2 separate regions of the Homo sapiens genome follow, and region 2 is linked to region 1. A link is a loop called in an ENCODE intact Hi-C map of the cell type or tissue named here. Cell type or tissue: PC-9. All regions are shown on one strand.

What was found. Peaks named below come from ENCODE experiments on the same cell type or tissue, not always from the same donor. Only the 100,000 strongest peaks of a DNase experiment are listed, where the experiment ranks them.
Region 2: a loop joins it to region 1, with 4 times the contacts of the local background. A loop is called at or near these places in 1 of 110 quality-filtered maps.

What each region holds. Positions count from the first base shown.
Region 1 is chr6:83,043,455-83,051,454 of GRCh38, forward strand. UBE3D (ubiquitin protein ligase E3D) reads right to left here. Exons shown (of 10, transcript NM_198920.3): 4 at 974-1,205. Among named protein-coding and RNA genes, the nearest start is that of UBE3D, 18 kb to the right of the region's middle. In PC-9, no CTCF peak of the experiment used is centred here; DNase peaks (open chromatin) are centred at 3,807 and 4,107.
Region 2 is chr6:82,948,152-82,956,151 of GRCh38, forward strand. All of the region lies in intron 9 of UBE3D (ubiquitin protein ligase E3D), which reads right to left. Among named protein-coding and RNA genes, the nearest start is that of UBE3D, 110 kb to the right of the region's middle. In PC-9, no CTCF peak of the experiment used is centred here; no DNase peak of the experiment used is centred here.

The DNA of each region.
Region 1 (8,000 bases):
ATAAAGGGATTTCTGTTTACAGTGTAAAATGAGGCACTTAAATAACTTTATCTGACAACAACTTAACCTCCACATTTGACGAATTTCCTTCATCTCCCTCAGAATAGTTCTATAAACTAATTTACAACCTAAGAGCTGCCCACCTACTGCATATTTCCTGCAGTCGCTCAGTTATTATTACAAAAATTAAATGAGTTCTGAATGAAATTTAAAATACAATGTTTTAGTTCCCACCAATAATCAGATGTTAAAATGATTCTCTGGGAATGATTTTACTTTTTAAATAATATCTGTATTGACTGGCCATCAGTGGAATGCTTTCTCACATGGGCCAAGCCAATGCCATTGATTTTCTTTTAAAATAAAGTAAAACACTTGTTCTCTGCAGTGAGAGAAAATTGCCTTCTTCCCAAAGCAACTTATGCAGCAAGAGCCACCTGACCTCACACTGTCAAGCACCAACTCAGACCCTGAAACACAAGCTTTATCTCCATTCCTGGGCTCCTCCATTCCTCTTTTTACTTGATGACATCTCCATTTATGACTTCAGCAGAAGTCTAGACTATGGGCAGAAATAGTAAAATACCTCAGCCTAATAGTATAGTAGATATCCTGGAGCAAGACAACACTTTTAACCTAAATCAGACTATTTAGGATAAAATGCACACAAATTATGCAATATTGTCCTAAGAACAAGAAAGCAAGACATTTTGTTTGTAAAATGGTAGCACTCGCAATTCTAAGCCTGCAGAGGTCTTCCTCTCCTTATTCTTCCAGGCGCCTGTGGCTGTTTTAGTTTAAAGCCATATGCTCTTCCTGTTTTGATAAAGCAACGATAGCGATGACAGTTGAAAATAATGAATTTTGGCCTTTACAGCAGTCTATGTAACAAGCCCTTAATTAGGAAAAGATTGAAGAAGTCAGTATCTAAGACAGCCTCTAAATTACCATTTATTTTGAAATGATATTTTACCAATTTACAATGGTTGTCAGAAGAAACACAGCACATCTCCACTGGGGATAGTTCAGGTCTTTGCTGCCACAAACTGGTTCTTAAATTCACCAAGAAGAAAGAGTCTCCAATAAAACAGTCATTCTCTTGCGGATGAAGTGATTTATTAGCAAAGGGGTCAGGATGACAACACCATTCTCCAACTAGAGCTCCCCAGTTCTCACTCGGCAGTGGGAGCACCCTGAGGAGCTTCCTAGTGGAAAGAGGAAAAATCATTTTTCACAGAACAAAATGATACTAACATTTTCTTAATTAAATGACCATAAAAGATGAAAGAAACTCATTAACCACAAGGTTTGCAATGCTAATTTTTTCCCCAATTATAAAAGTAATATATACTCACTACAGCTAATTTTGAAAATGCAAGGAGGTATAAACAAGGAAAAATCATCCTTTATCTCACTACCCAGAGATAAGTAACTAAACATGACAGTGTATTTCTTTGCCATCCGTTCAAAAGATATATCTGTACATATCACACGAAGTTTGAGAATCGTGAATAAACATACTATATCTTGCTTTTGTTGTTTTATTTAGATGAATCCTAATTAGTCCACAATATTCTATTCCATAAGTACATCAAAACTTTTGAGATGATTCCCTCAACTGTTAGATATTTAGGTTTTGAGTTTTTCATTATCAATAACTCTGTGATGAATGTTCCTGTTAGAATATTTATGAACATATCTATTTTCCTTGGAAAGAATCCTATATAAGTGTGAGATGATAAGCACAAACTATATGCATATTTTAAAACCCAACACCTATTTGGTGAATTTCTTTTCAGAAAGGCTGTGCCAATCTATAATTCTTCCACTCACCCTTTTCATAAATGAATACTATCATTTTTCCATTTCTGCATTAGTAATAGGTAAAAGTATTTTCAATGCTGCTTTAACTGGCAACTCTTAAATTACTGGTGAGATTCATCTAGTTTTGCTACTTATAGTCTACTGTGTTTCTTCTGTGAATTGTGATTAGTGACTATTTTCCAGGGTGGTATTATTATGTTCTTATTAATTTGTAAAAATGTGTTCTATATTAAGAGTATTAGCCTCATGCTTATTAATCTGTTACAAATTTTTTTGGTGTTACTGCCTTTTATTTTGGTTTACGTGTCTTAATGGTCAGATCACCTAACAACTTTCTTCTATAATTTCTTCTATTACTATATTTTAGTAAACTTTTCATTTTGGAATAACTTTAGATTTACAGAAAACTTACAAAGGTAGTGTATTAGTTCCCATATACACTTCACCCAGATGGACCTAAACTTACTATTTTATGGTACCATGGTAGATTTGTCAAAACTACACACTTTGAATTCCACCTGTTTTTCCACTAATATCCTTTTTTTCTGTTCCAAGATCTAATTTATGATAATACTTTGCATTTAGTCATCATGTCTCCCTAGTCTCGTCTGGTCTATAACAGTTTCTCAATATTTCCTTATTTTTCAGACACTTGAGATTTTTGCAAAGATCAGGTATTTTACAGAATATTCTTCAATCTGAGTTAGTCTAATATTGTCTCAAGATTAGGCTGGTGGTATGGATTTGGGGAAAGAATCTCACAGAAGTGAAATGTACCTTTCTCATCACATCAAATCAGAGAATATATCATATCAACACAACTTAGTGATGCTAATCTTGATAACTTCGTTAAGGTGATATATGCTAAGTTCCTCCTTCTAACAAAACACAAATACTAGTAAATTAATGTACATTCAGATGTTATAAGTTAAAACATTTAAAATGTGAATGCTACTTTTTTTTTTTAACAATTCCCCCATGTTAACCATTTTCCTTTGATTTCCCCAATCAACTGAGTTGCATAAAAGGGCAATTACAGTTCAGAAGAGGGTACACAATTTATAACTGCAGAGGACAAAGCTAGAAACAAGAAAGGCTGATTTTAGTTTAACATAAGGAAGAACTTTTCCTTTGAAATTAGTATATGCTGCACCATTGGTATCATCAAAGTGCTGAGCCTGTTAAGCATACTGAGAAGTGATTCTTTCAACGTACATTTCCTATAAGTCTACTATGAATAAGGCATTCTACTGGCACAAAATATGAACACATACAGTCCGTCTCTCTTAAGGTACTCATGTTCTAGTAAGAAATATAGACCTACAAACAAATAACAAAAGCACATGTTATAAATGCTGGTAACAGAGTAACGGTTCTAAATTCTTGCAGTTGGCGGGGGGGGTGGGCGGTGGCACCGGGGGAGCAGTACAGATCCCTTTGAATATTTAAGAAAAGTGTTAGCCTCTTTCCTCAAATGTACATTTCTACAAGCACACAAAATCTGCATATTACTTTAGGGGATTCATGGATCCCCAAGACCAATCCATGAATTCAAGGCAATAAACACAAACTGCTACAAGAATAGATTGTACACAGACTTCAGAGAAGAGGTAACATCTGAGCTGGCCTTTGAAAGATAAATAGTAGTTCTCCAGGCAGTGAAAGGAATTAAGGGCATCATGGAAGAGACAATATGAAGGTAGATGCCATATATGTTTACCTTGCCACTGTATTTCTACTGTCTTACATTGCTCCTAACGTATATCATGAGCTCTTAAATATTTGTTGAAGAAATGAACTAGCGTATTTTGATAACTATAATGTGTGAAGCCCCTGGTTGCGTCTGTTGCACACTGGAATTAAGGGGTTAAAAACCTTTTCCCTTGCTGCTTGAGAATCTGATCTTTGGTTTAGCCACCTAGCTCTGTTACCCTGGAAACCAGGTAAGAGCTTAGGCATCCACAATATTGCTAGGCAACACTGCTTACGGTAAAAATGATCCTTGGTTGGTAAACTGCATCTGAACCAGGAAGAAATATGAATGAGCTGTAAATGTCTGATAGGACACTTTGGCCTTCCCTGAATGCAGTTTCTTCTTGGGAACCCTACAAACTATATCAAGAATTGTTACAAGAGATACTGGCTGCTTAAGGCAGGAGGCTTCTTCTGAGCCAGGGCAGCTCCCGTACCTCCCTGATGTGGAGCTTAGGCTTTGTACCTGGAACTACGTCGTGTGGGGAGACAACAGTCCCCAGAAAGGTATGTGAGCTGTCATTTGTGCAAACATGCAGAGCCCCTGCTGAGAGGAATTCTTGATGCTGCCCTGCTGGCAAGCTGGCAAGGAATGTGGCCTGTGGTAGCCTTGTGAGTCCACATGTTTAGTTAACTTAAAAAGACCCTTGGTGGCCACTAAACACACCTTATTTCATTTAATGCTCGCAACAACTTTGAGAGACAGGAAATACCATTTTCCTGTACAGAGGAGGAAAGTGAGGCTCAGAAATGTTCAATAATCTGCATTAAGCCGGGCTCGGTGGCTCATGCCTGTAATCCCAGCACTTTGGGAGGCCCAGGCGGGCGGATTACGAGGTCAGGAGATCAAGACCATCCTGGCTAACACGGTGAAACCCCGTCTCTACTAAAAATACAAAAAATTAGCCGGGAGTGCTGGCGGGCACCTGTAGTCCCAGCTACTCCGGAGGCTGAGGCAGGAGAATGGCCTGAACCCGGGAGGCGGAGCTTGCAGTGAGCCGAGATCGCGCCACTGCACTCCAGCCTGGGCAACAGGGAGACTCCAGCTCAAAAAAAAAAAAAAAAAAAAAAAAAATCTGCATTAAGTTCACAGAATCAGAAGTGATCAGTAACGGCAGGTCCTTAGAATATATTCCTTCCCTGGCAATGCAGAACAGCCATAGAGGAGGAGACTTGGGCAGGTAGGATGGTGGCAAACTGTGTGGGGTGTTCCAGGCCACGCTAAGGGGTAGGGACTTGGTACCTCAGGTGGGTAGGAAGCATTACAGAATTTTAAACAGAATAACAGGTCAGATTTGAATTTTACCAAGAAGAACCAGCAGAAGAAGAGGGCAAATAAATTGCCTGTTTAGAGTGGGAGGGAGTTAGGCCTAAATAGGTTCCTGGACTTTCTCCATCATTAAGATCTTTTGTCTCCTGACATACTGCATGTAGTGCCAATAAACAAACCCTCAATACAGTGCAAAAGACAACAATGTCAAAACCCCCTACATGATCAGGGAAATAAAATTGCACCAAGATTTACAGAGATCTGGGAGACAACTCACATTAACACAAAATATGATATTTTAAACTTAATGTGACCATATATCATGTGAATAAAAGCTATAATATGTCCTAGAACCATCTACATAAGACAGCAGGAGCAAGAAAGTGCCTAATCTGCAAGTCATTGCAAAGATAAAAGAGTTTTTAAAGCAGAAAAAATTTTTTTGATGTTTTGAAGAAAACATAAAACATTTAAGAACAAAAGATTTTAATCATTGCTTTACTGAAAGCATATTTATCTAAAACCCTGAAAAATATACTTTGATATGATCTACTTCCCAAGAGAACTTTCAAAATAAAATACATACCATTTTTTTCAAGGTTAGTTTTTAGGTAGAAACCTGGTGGAGCTCAAAAAAACAGTGAAACGATTTCCTGAATTTTCTCTCAGCCTAAGATTCTATAATGAACAGCAACACAAATTCACAATAAATTAAAATTTCCTAGTTATTTTTAATGTACCATGAGCATAAACTTTTAGAAAACTTAAAATATCCAAATGATATTGATGTTTAATACTTAAACATATACACAAGAAAATGCATGCCCCTTTAATAGAGGCAAAGAAAAATGAAGAATGTGAAAATAAAGGAACATACATAAGGAAAATAAAATTATGCCCCTTAGCTTTAAAATGATCCATTAATCAGTGATAATAACAATGGTAATAACAGCTTCTACAGACTGGATTATAATCAAGTGGACATTAAGAATATTAGTAACATCAACTATCTAAAGCTCAAAATATGGCTGCTGGAATTAGATAAATTCAGGTGACATTCTCTGACTGGCAGGCCACAAATCCTACAAAACTAGCTTTAGCACTTTAATATTATTACGTACATAGTATGATTTGAGCCATAAAAGTATAATTTTATTCCAAAAGTTTGTACAGTGTTACCAATAGTGCAGTTGGTGACTGTACTCTTTTTTAACCTCTTTGTAGAAATGTGACTGTATTCTTGGGAGTAGTTATTTTCAGGTTACAATTGTAGCTGGTCTGCCAAGTGGATCAATCAAGTGGTTGGATATCCTGACATCTCATGTTTCCCAAGATCCCATCTTGCTGGTTTCCCTCTAGGGTCTCAACGCCCTCATGAGATCTAGGCTGACACCTAGCACTACCTTACCAGTGCAGGGAGAACAGGGCGAACCATCCAGAGACCTCCGGAGAGCCACTCTGTTTCAAATCATCTGAAAATCGAAAGGCTTGAGTTTGAAAGTTTGGCCAACTGATTTCATTCACATATGAGATGAATTTATTTCTAAAATACATAAATTCCAAACACAAGGACTATTTGGCTGTTTCTGAGACTATTCACAACAAAATAAATTTTATTATTATTGCTGGATATTAGGGCCCATTAATCTTAACAAGAGCATAATAAAAAATTACATACATTCACACAAATTTTATAGAAAAACTGCTAATCTGGTAAAATGTAAATTGGAGAATTTTATTATAAAGAAATGAGGCATTATTTGGTTTCAAATAACCACAACAAATAGCTAAGAACATGTGACCTTAAATTAAGAAAAAACATTGCTATAATTAGCAGATATCATGTGTCCTGGTGCTAGTATTAAAAGCCATTAATGAGTCTTACTGTTTAAACTGTCCTCTATATCTTATTTCTATAATTAATTTGACAAGAACCTTTTTTATTTAAAAAAAAAAAAAGAATAAGCATTAGTCCCAGACTATCAAATAATCATGAATCACAAAGTACATGAAACCCCAAATACAAATGAGGTTCATTGATCAGGTAATTTTCATGTTTCATAGCACTCTAACAGGTTTATCTAATCCAACGTCCTCATTTTGCAGATGAGGAAACTGGACCCCAGGAAATTAATGTAACATGTTCCCAGATAATAAGACTAGCCAGTAAGCAGATCTTAACTCTGTTCCCCTGCTCCTACAGAGGTGCTCCCAATACAGATAAATCAACATATTCCAAGGTACCTTCCTGGGAAATATGTTTACAATTAGTTGATTTGGGGCACATACATGCTCTTTTGAAAACCTTTGGTCTTGTTTTCTATTTAATGAGCACAAAGTTGTCCTTACCACTCACATAAAACAGATAACTGCGGGAGAAATAAGAAGAACACTGGGTTTGACATTAATGGTCAACATGAAATCCATGTGCAGTTACTTAAGGAAGCGTCTTTTTCCATACAACTCAGTCACAGGGCATGCTACCTAAGAGTTACAGGTAAGCAAAGCCTTGAGTCATTTACTAAGGATTTCTCTGCATTACTGAAGAGGCATGCATATGCCAGGCACACAGGTGTGACATGAAAAGGTTTTTGGGTAAGCCTTGCTTAAATGAGGCAAAGGCTAAGTCAAGTCCACTGTTTCTCAGAGAGAAAAAGAGAAAGGGAATTCATTTCCTCGGCACCTGCAGAGTATGTGAATCACAGTCTTGAAACAAAAAGGTTTGAAACACTAAACTAGATAATTTGCTAGTTTGCTAATAAGAGCAATCTGGAAAAGGGGGTAGAAAGTCTATAAAACCAATTTAAAAGACCTTGTCGAGCATTAACTATTACATATGTTACATCCTTTAACTCTCTTGACAAGTTTGGAAAATAGGCCTTATTAGAAGGCTGTATTAGAAGAACCTGAGGTAGTACAAACACAACTTCCCAGCTACTAAGTCAAGAAGCTGGATTTCAAACCCAGGTCCCCATTCTCCTGCTCCTGCCTCCAGGGCCTGCCGATGGTCAGGGTTAGGGAGAGTGAGTGCTGCCCTTTTAGTTCTCAGTTCCATGACTGTAAAAGGGACTGACACAGAAGATACAGTTCCTGAACAGAAAAAATGGGGGCAACAGATAAAAGATTTTTCATATTATCATCCTGTTCCAATGAA
Region 2 (8,000 bases), 95 kb before region 1:
GAATAAATAAATAAAATAAATAAAATCAGAGATGAAAAAGGAGAAATTACAACTGATACTGCAGAAACTCATAGGATCATTAATGGCTACTATGAGCAGCTATATGCCAATAAATAGGAAAATCTAGAAGAAATGAATAAATTCATAGACACATACCATGTACCAAAACTGAACCATGAAAAAACCCTGAACAGACCAAATGAGATGGAAGCCATAATACAAAGTTCCCCAGTAAAGAAAAGCCCAGGACCTGATGGCTTCACTGCCAAATTCTACCAAACATTTAAAGAAGAACTAATACCACTTCTACTCAAACTATTCTGGAAAATAGAGAATGGAATACCTCCAAACTCATTATAGGAGGCCAGAAGTATTACCTTGACACCAAAACTAGACAAAGACACATTAAAAAAAGAAAACTACAAGCCAATTATCTCTAAAGAATATTGATTTAGAATTATCAATAAAATACTAGCAAACTGAATTCAATAACACATTAAAAAGATATTTCTTCATGGCCAAGTAGGATTTATCCCAGGGATACAAGTATGATTCAAAATATACAAATCACTCAGTGTGAGATATCATATCAACAGAATGAAGGCCAAAAACCACATAAACATTTCAATTAATGTTGGTGCTAAAAATGCATCTGGAAAAATTCAACATCACTTCATGATAAAAACCATTACAAAACTGGGTATAGAAGGAACATACCTCAACACAAAAAAAAGCCATATATGATAGACCCATAGCTAGTATCATACTGAATGGGGAAAAACTAAAAGTCTTTCCTCTAGGATCTGAAACATGACAAGGATGCCCACTGCCACTGTTATTCAACATAGTACTGGAAGTCCTAGCTATAGCAATCAGACAAGAGAAAGAAATAAAGGGTATCTAAACTGGAAAGGAACAAATCAAGTTATCCTTGTTGGCAGATGATATGATCTTATATTTAGAAAAACCTAAAGACTTCAATGAAAAACTATTAGAATTGATAAACAAATTCAGTAAAGTTGCGGGGGACAAAATGAATAAACAAAAATCACTAGGATTTCCATAGCCAGCAGGGAACAATTTGAAAAATAAATTAAAAATAATCCCATTTACAATAGCTACAAACAGAGTAAAATCACTTAGGAATTTACTTAACTGAGGAAATAAAAGATCTCTACAATGAAAACTGTAAAACATTGATGCAAGAAATTGAAGAAGACACAAAAAAATGGAAAGATATTTCATGTTCATGGACTGGAAGAATCAATATTGTTAAAATGTCCACAATACTCAAAGCAATCTACAGATTCAATGCAATCACTGCCTAAACAATGACATTCTTCAGAAATAGAAAAAAAAAATCTTAAAAGTTATATGGAACCACAAAAGACCCACAATAGCCAAAGCCATCCTGAGTAAAAAGAACAAAACTGGAGGAATCACATTACCTCACTTCAAATTATACTACAAAGCTATAGTAACCAAAATAGCATGGTACTGGCATAAAACCAGACACACAGACCAATGGAATATAATAGAGAACCCAGAAACAAATCCATACATCTACAGTGAACTCATTTTTTACAAAAGTGCCAAGAACATATAGTGGGGGAAAGACAGTCTCTTCAATAAATGGTTCTGAGAAAACTGGATATCCATATGCAGAAGAATGAAACTAGACCCGTATCTCTAACCATATACAAAAATCAAATAAAAATGGATTAAAAACTTAAATCTAATACCTCAAACTACAAAATTACTGTAAGAAAACATTGGGGAAACTCTCTAGGACATTGAATTGGGCAAAGATTTCTTGAGTAATATCCCACAAGCACAGGCAACTAAAGTAAAATGGGACAAATGAGATCACATCAAATTAAAAGTTTCTGCATAGCAAAGGAAACAATCAACAAAGTGAAGAGACAACTCACAGAATGGAACGATACATTTGCACACTACCAATCTGACAAGAGATTAATAACCAGAATACATATGGAGCTCAAACAACTCTATAGGAAAATATCTAATCAACTGATTAAAAAATGGGCAAAAGATATGAGTAGATATTTCTCAAAAGAATATACACAATTGGCAAACAAGTATATGAAAAGGTGCTTAAAATCATTGATCATCAGAGAAATGCAAATCAAAACTATAACAGGATATCATCTCACACCAGTTAAAATGGCTTTTATCCAAAAGACAGGCTAACAAATGCTGGCAAGGAGGTGGAGAAAAGGGAACTCTCTTACACTGTTGGTGGGAATGTAAATTAGTACAACCAGTATGAAGAACAGTTTGGAGGTTCCTCAAAAAACAAAAAATAGAATTACCAGCTGGGCACAGTGGCTTACAGCTGTAATCCCAGCACTTTGGGAGGCTGAGACAGGTGGATCACTTGAGGTCAGGAGTTCAAGAACTACCACACAATCCAGCAATCCCACTCCTAGGTAGGTACCCAAAAGAAAAGAAATCAGTATATCAAAGAGATATCCGCACTCCCATGTTTATTGCAAAACTATTTACGAGAGCCAAGATTTGGAAGCAACCGAAGTGTCCATCAACAGATGAATGAATAAAGAAAATGTGGCACATACACACAATGGAATACTTGTCAGCCATAAAACTCAATGAGATCTTGTCATCTGCAACAACATGGATGGAACTGGAGGTCATTATGTTAAGTGAAATAAGCCAGGCACAGAAAGACAAACTTTGCATGTTCTCACTTACTTGTGGGATCTAAACATTAAAACAACTGAATTCATGGAGACAGAGAGTAGAAAGATGGTTACCAAAGGCTGGGAAGAGTAGTGGAGGGATGAGGGAAGTGGGGATGACTAATGGATAAAAAAAAAAAAAGAAAGAATAAGATCTAATATTTGCTAGCACAACAGGGTGACTATAGTAAAGAGTAATTTAATTGTACATTTAAAAATAACTAAAAGAGTATAAGTGGATTGTTTGTAACACAAAGCATAAATGCTTGAGGTGACAGATACCATATTTACCCTTATGTGCTTGTTATGCATTGTATGCCTGTATCAAAATATCTCATGTAACCCATAAATATATATACCTACTATGTACCCATAAAAATTAAGAATAAACAAAATAGGAATTGCAAGGATCTGAAAAAGGCAAGTGTTTGTGAAAACATCTAAAATTGTTTAGAATTCTGTCATTAACCTGGGGCTATGTCCTTAAAAATTCTATCCATACCATTTAGATAGCCTGGAGCAGCTGGTTGGAGCTGGAGTTAATGAGGTAAGATGTGGGAATAAACAGGAAGGGTTTCCTCCACTCAGGGACCAAGGCTATGAAACACTCCTTCCTTATCCTAGTTGAGTATATTTTCCAAGGAAGACTCTTCTGGAGCATTCTCAGTGAGAGTCAATCCTTAAGTTAGGGGAGAGGCAGAGTTTAGCCAGAGGGCTTAATCTACCAGTAGAACCCTTTGCCACGTTACTACTTTGGTATGCAGTGTACAGAGTGGATGAGTGCCAGTTGAAATAGAACTGGGAACAGGTACAGGGTGGGAAAGCAATGCTCAGCCAGAGGACTTCTGGGCCTCAGGCTTGATTCAGTGTGTACCAAGGAATGCCAAAGGCAGATCTTGTTCCTACTGTGCCATTCTGACCAAAGAGGCCCTGACCAAAAGGACGACCATCTAGTCTCAAAAGAAAGAGATGGTATCCTCCTGACAATCAGCCTCTAAAACTGCAGCACTACTTCTTGTGGAGGTAAGGAAGGCTGCCACTAAGAATGTACATAAGGGTCTTTAGAGATAGAACAGTGTCTCCCCATTTGTATTCTGCAAACATTAATCCCATAAAATGCCCCTAGAAAAAGTCTCCCTGCTATCAAGTACATTTGAGAAATACTGTTTACTATGTTCCTCAACTAGGAGGATCACACTACCCCTTAAGCACATGCAAGGGGCTGACAAGTCATGCCACTTAAAAACATCTTACTTTGTTTAACCAACCTTATTAAAAGAGGTTAACATTATTTAGTGGTTAAGAATAGGGGTTCTCGAGCCAGGCCTTGTACTTCATGTTCCTCTACTTATTAGCTGTGTGAGCTTGGGAATGTTGTGCACCTGTGCTCAGTTTCTGCACCTGTAAAATGTAAACAATAATATACCTTCCTTATGGAGGTATCATGAAAATGAAATGAGCTACTAAGTACCAATCACTGAGAACGGTACCTGGAAAACAGAAAGAACTAAAAAAAATTAGCTATTATAATTTATATTATTATCTGATTATTAATATCTAATTTTTTTTTTTTGAGATAGGGTCTCACTCTCACCCAAGCTGCAGTGCAGTGGCACAATCATGGCTCACTGCAGGATTGACCTCCAGGGCTCAAGCAATCCTCCTACTTCAGCCTTCTGAGTAGCTGGAGCTACAGGCATATGCCAGCACATCTGCTAATTTTTTAATTTTTTACATAGATGGTGTCTCATTATGTTGCCCAGGGTGGACCTGAACTCCTAGGCTCTAGTGATCCTCCTGCTTCAGCCCCCAAAGTGCTGGTATTACAGGTGTGAGCTACTTTGGAGCAGAGAAATGCTAAGTATAGAAAAATCCCCTCTCTACCCAAAGAGAAGTCAACATAGTCTCTGTAGCACAAAAAGCACAACTAAGAAATCAGAATTTCAGTCTCCAATATCAACTTAACATTCTTGGGTATGTGTTTCCTTATCTATAAAAATAAGATTATTAGACTAGTTATTCCTTCTAGTTGCAATAGGCCAGGATTCTAGGAAAAATACATAGTTGCCATTAAAACCAGCAGCTCTTGCCCAGTCCTGGTTCCAACCTGATTGCTTTTAAGGTTCTACCTTCCAGACATCTTACCTATATTTAAAGCTGCCATTGCAGGACTTCAGGTTAAGAGCTGGTTGCTGCCCAGCAAGATGGGTATAGAAATGGCCTTGTGCCACCTAACCCCAGAGTTCTGAAGCACACAGAGTGAAATAAACTAGCAACGGCAATGACGTCAACAGGCTGCAACTTGCCTCCTCCAGAGGACACCTCTGCACCTCTAATGCCTACTGCGTTGGTTTCTGGCACAAAAGTTGGGCATCATTCCCATATTCCCTACTGTGGTACTGTGGTCTCCAGTACCCAGAGAGTCCCATCCTATATATTGATCACTTTGCTTATCTGAATCCTGCCAGCTCTTTCTAAGGGCTGAACTCTTCTTCGAGTTTTTCTCATTTGTACAAAACACCAGGTTGCAGTTTCAATGTGGATACCCATCTGTGCTCAACTTTGCTGACATATCTTAAATCCAGACCTTATCTGTTGAGTCTAGCACTGCCCCAGCAGAGAAAGGGCTGCTGCTTCTGCCCTGAGTGTATACTGTACGTACCTCTGTGTAACCCAGCTCAGTCTTTTAGATTTCTAGAATGTCACATGGCTGTGTCCATCTGCATTTTAACTGTGCCTTCATCCACCCATCCAGCCATCTTGCCAGCCATCCAATATTTATTAACTTCTTCCTACATCCAGGCACTATACTAAGTTCTGTTGGCACAATATTGAACAAAAACAGACATTCCCCCATTCATTCAGTCAACACATATTTTAGTAGAGGAAAAAGGTGAACAAATAAATGAACAAGATCAAATAGTGGAAAGTGCTATGAAGAAAATTAAACAAGGTAAGATTACAGAGTAATGGTGATGTGAAGAAGGGGGGTCAGGTTGGGCCTCTCCTCAGAGGGGATACCTGAACTGAGACCTGAACGACAAGAAGCAGGTGGCCATGCAAAGACCTGGTGCAGAGTATTCTCCCAGTAGCAGGGAAAACAGCCAGTCCACAGATCCTACAGCCAGAACCAGCTCGTGATAAGGACAGGGAGATAGAGCCAGTGTGCCTGGAGCAGAGTGAGAGTGAGAGAGCCAGAGATGAGGTCAGAAAGGGAGGCAGGGCCAAGATGTTCCCCGGCCTTATTGGCCAAGATAAGGAGTTTGGATTTTATTTTCATTGCAACAGGATGCCATGGAAGAATTTTAAGCAGGAAGCGACATGATAAGGAATGATAAGTCCATCCATCTTCTTGGGACCACTGCAACAACTTAGTATATGCTTAGCAATATGTCAGTGAATCTCAATCAAATCCTACATTTTGTTGGCTTATAATTGCATTAGAAATAGTAAGGTACTATAACAGAGTGGAAGCTATATTTATAACAAAACCACCAAAAGAGATCCCTGTTGGCCTGAGAGAAATGTTACAATGTAATTTAAGAAGTTAGAATTTCATATTATGTTGTTTTAATTAATAAGATAAACTCTTCTTTTTGAGATTCAGCAGTGATAACAGCTCAAGCAGGAGCACCAAGAGAATCCTAAAATGACAGCTTTACAGAAAAAGAAGCACTGCTCACAGTGACTCAGCCAGAAAAGTAAGAGAATTGGAAATGTAAAGATAACTTTAACAAGTGTCATTCTGCTATTTTATAGCTCTTGCCAATATAGCTCTTAAAAAATGTGCATGAAAGTGAATTTCCAATTTAAAAAAAATCCTAAACACAGGCAAAATTAGAAGCGCCATTCCTCGCCATTATAATAAATGATGAAGTGGGTGGTACAAAGATGAAAAAGCAGAGCATCTCTTTCTAATCCTGACACACACTTTCCCATTTTCACTGATCCTTCATCTTGGAGTGAAGACCTGGGTAGGGAAGATGATTCCTGGTATGTTCCTTATAAGAATACATCTTTCCAGGGGTGACAGCAGGGACCAAACCAGTTCATAAGATTCTGTCAAGTTTCTCTGTATCTGTGAAACTGGAAAAGCATGTGTGTTTCTGACAATAATATTCAGAAAAGGGACTAAAACCACATGAAGTACAATCACCAATAGAAAAGGGCATTGAGTAATTAACATTCAGACCGCTCTAAGAGCTCCTCTAATTAAAGGTGCTAAGACCACACTAATGCCGCCAATTGCAGGCCAGGCTTCATGCACCTGTGTTTCCATGAGATTGAAATGACATCCTTAAAGGGGGCAAGGCCTTCTGGGTCTCACAGGGAAGAAATATAGATTGGTCTTCCTCCCAAACCTCCCATATTTGGTTTAGATTACTCTTTTACTTTTAATTTCTTTAAGACTTGTGTTGAGGCTACTTTGTAATAAAATTCCTCTCAAGTTAAATCATCCATGGATGACTGTTCTATTTCCCCCAATACGCCGTAAAATCCTTTAAGTCAGAGTCATTTCTCTTGCTGCCCACTCACCCATGGCATGCAAATTTCAAACAGTACATGAGGGAAGGAGTGAAATATAAAACTATTGTTTTTCAGCTTCACTCCTCAAAGATAACCACTGTTAAGTTTCTTGTCTCTCCCTCCATGAACATTTGTGGGCATATACAAACTTTTGCATTATTCAATCCCATAAGCAGAACTTAAAGAAATATGGATAGACAGAATTTTAAGTCATATCTGGTTTAAGGCAGTGTATGAATAAATAAAATAAATACAAACTACTGCAAAATAAGGGGAGGCTGTGGACATTCCAAGGCAGATCTAATAACCTGCCTCCACCCACCACTCACACTCACTCCACCCCCAGGACCTTAGTGGGCACTGCAGTTGGTGGCAGATGGAGTAATCCTGGTGAGTGAGTCCAGTTTGGTCTCTGACCCACTGAGTGTTTCCTGGCCAATTCAATCCATTGCTCCAGATCTCAATTTCCTCTCCTACAAAATGAGAAGATGTTCTTTAAGGTCCTTTGAGACACCAGGATTGGAGTTGACCAATGGGCAGCAAATATAAATAGGCATGCTAAGACCAAAGACTGTACTCTATGAGTGCCTGAGGCTCAGAAAGAGGAAGAGCATCACGGAGACAATCCATGTAACAGATTTCCAAGAGGAGAGGAATGTAAATAAGATTGGAGCAGTTTTTTTCTCTCCATTTCTTGAGGTATGATTCATAGGAAAATCCACATCTTGTTTTACCACATAACAGAGGTACAAA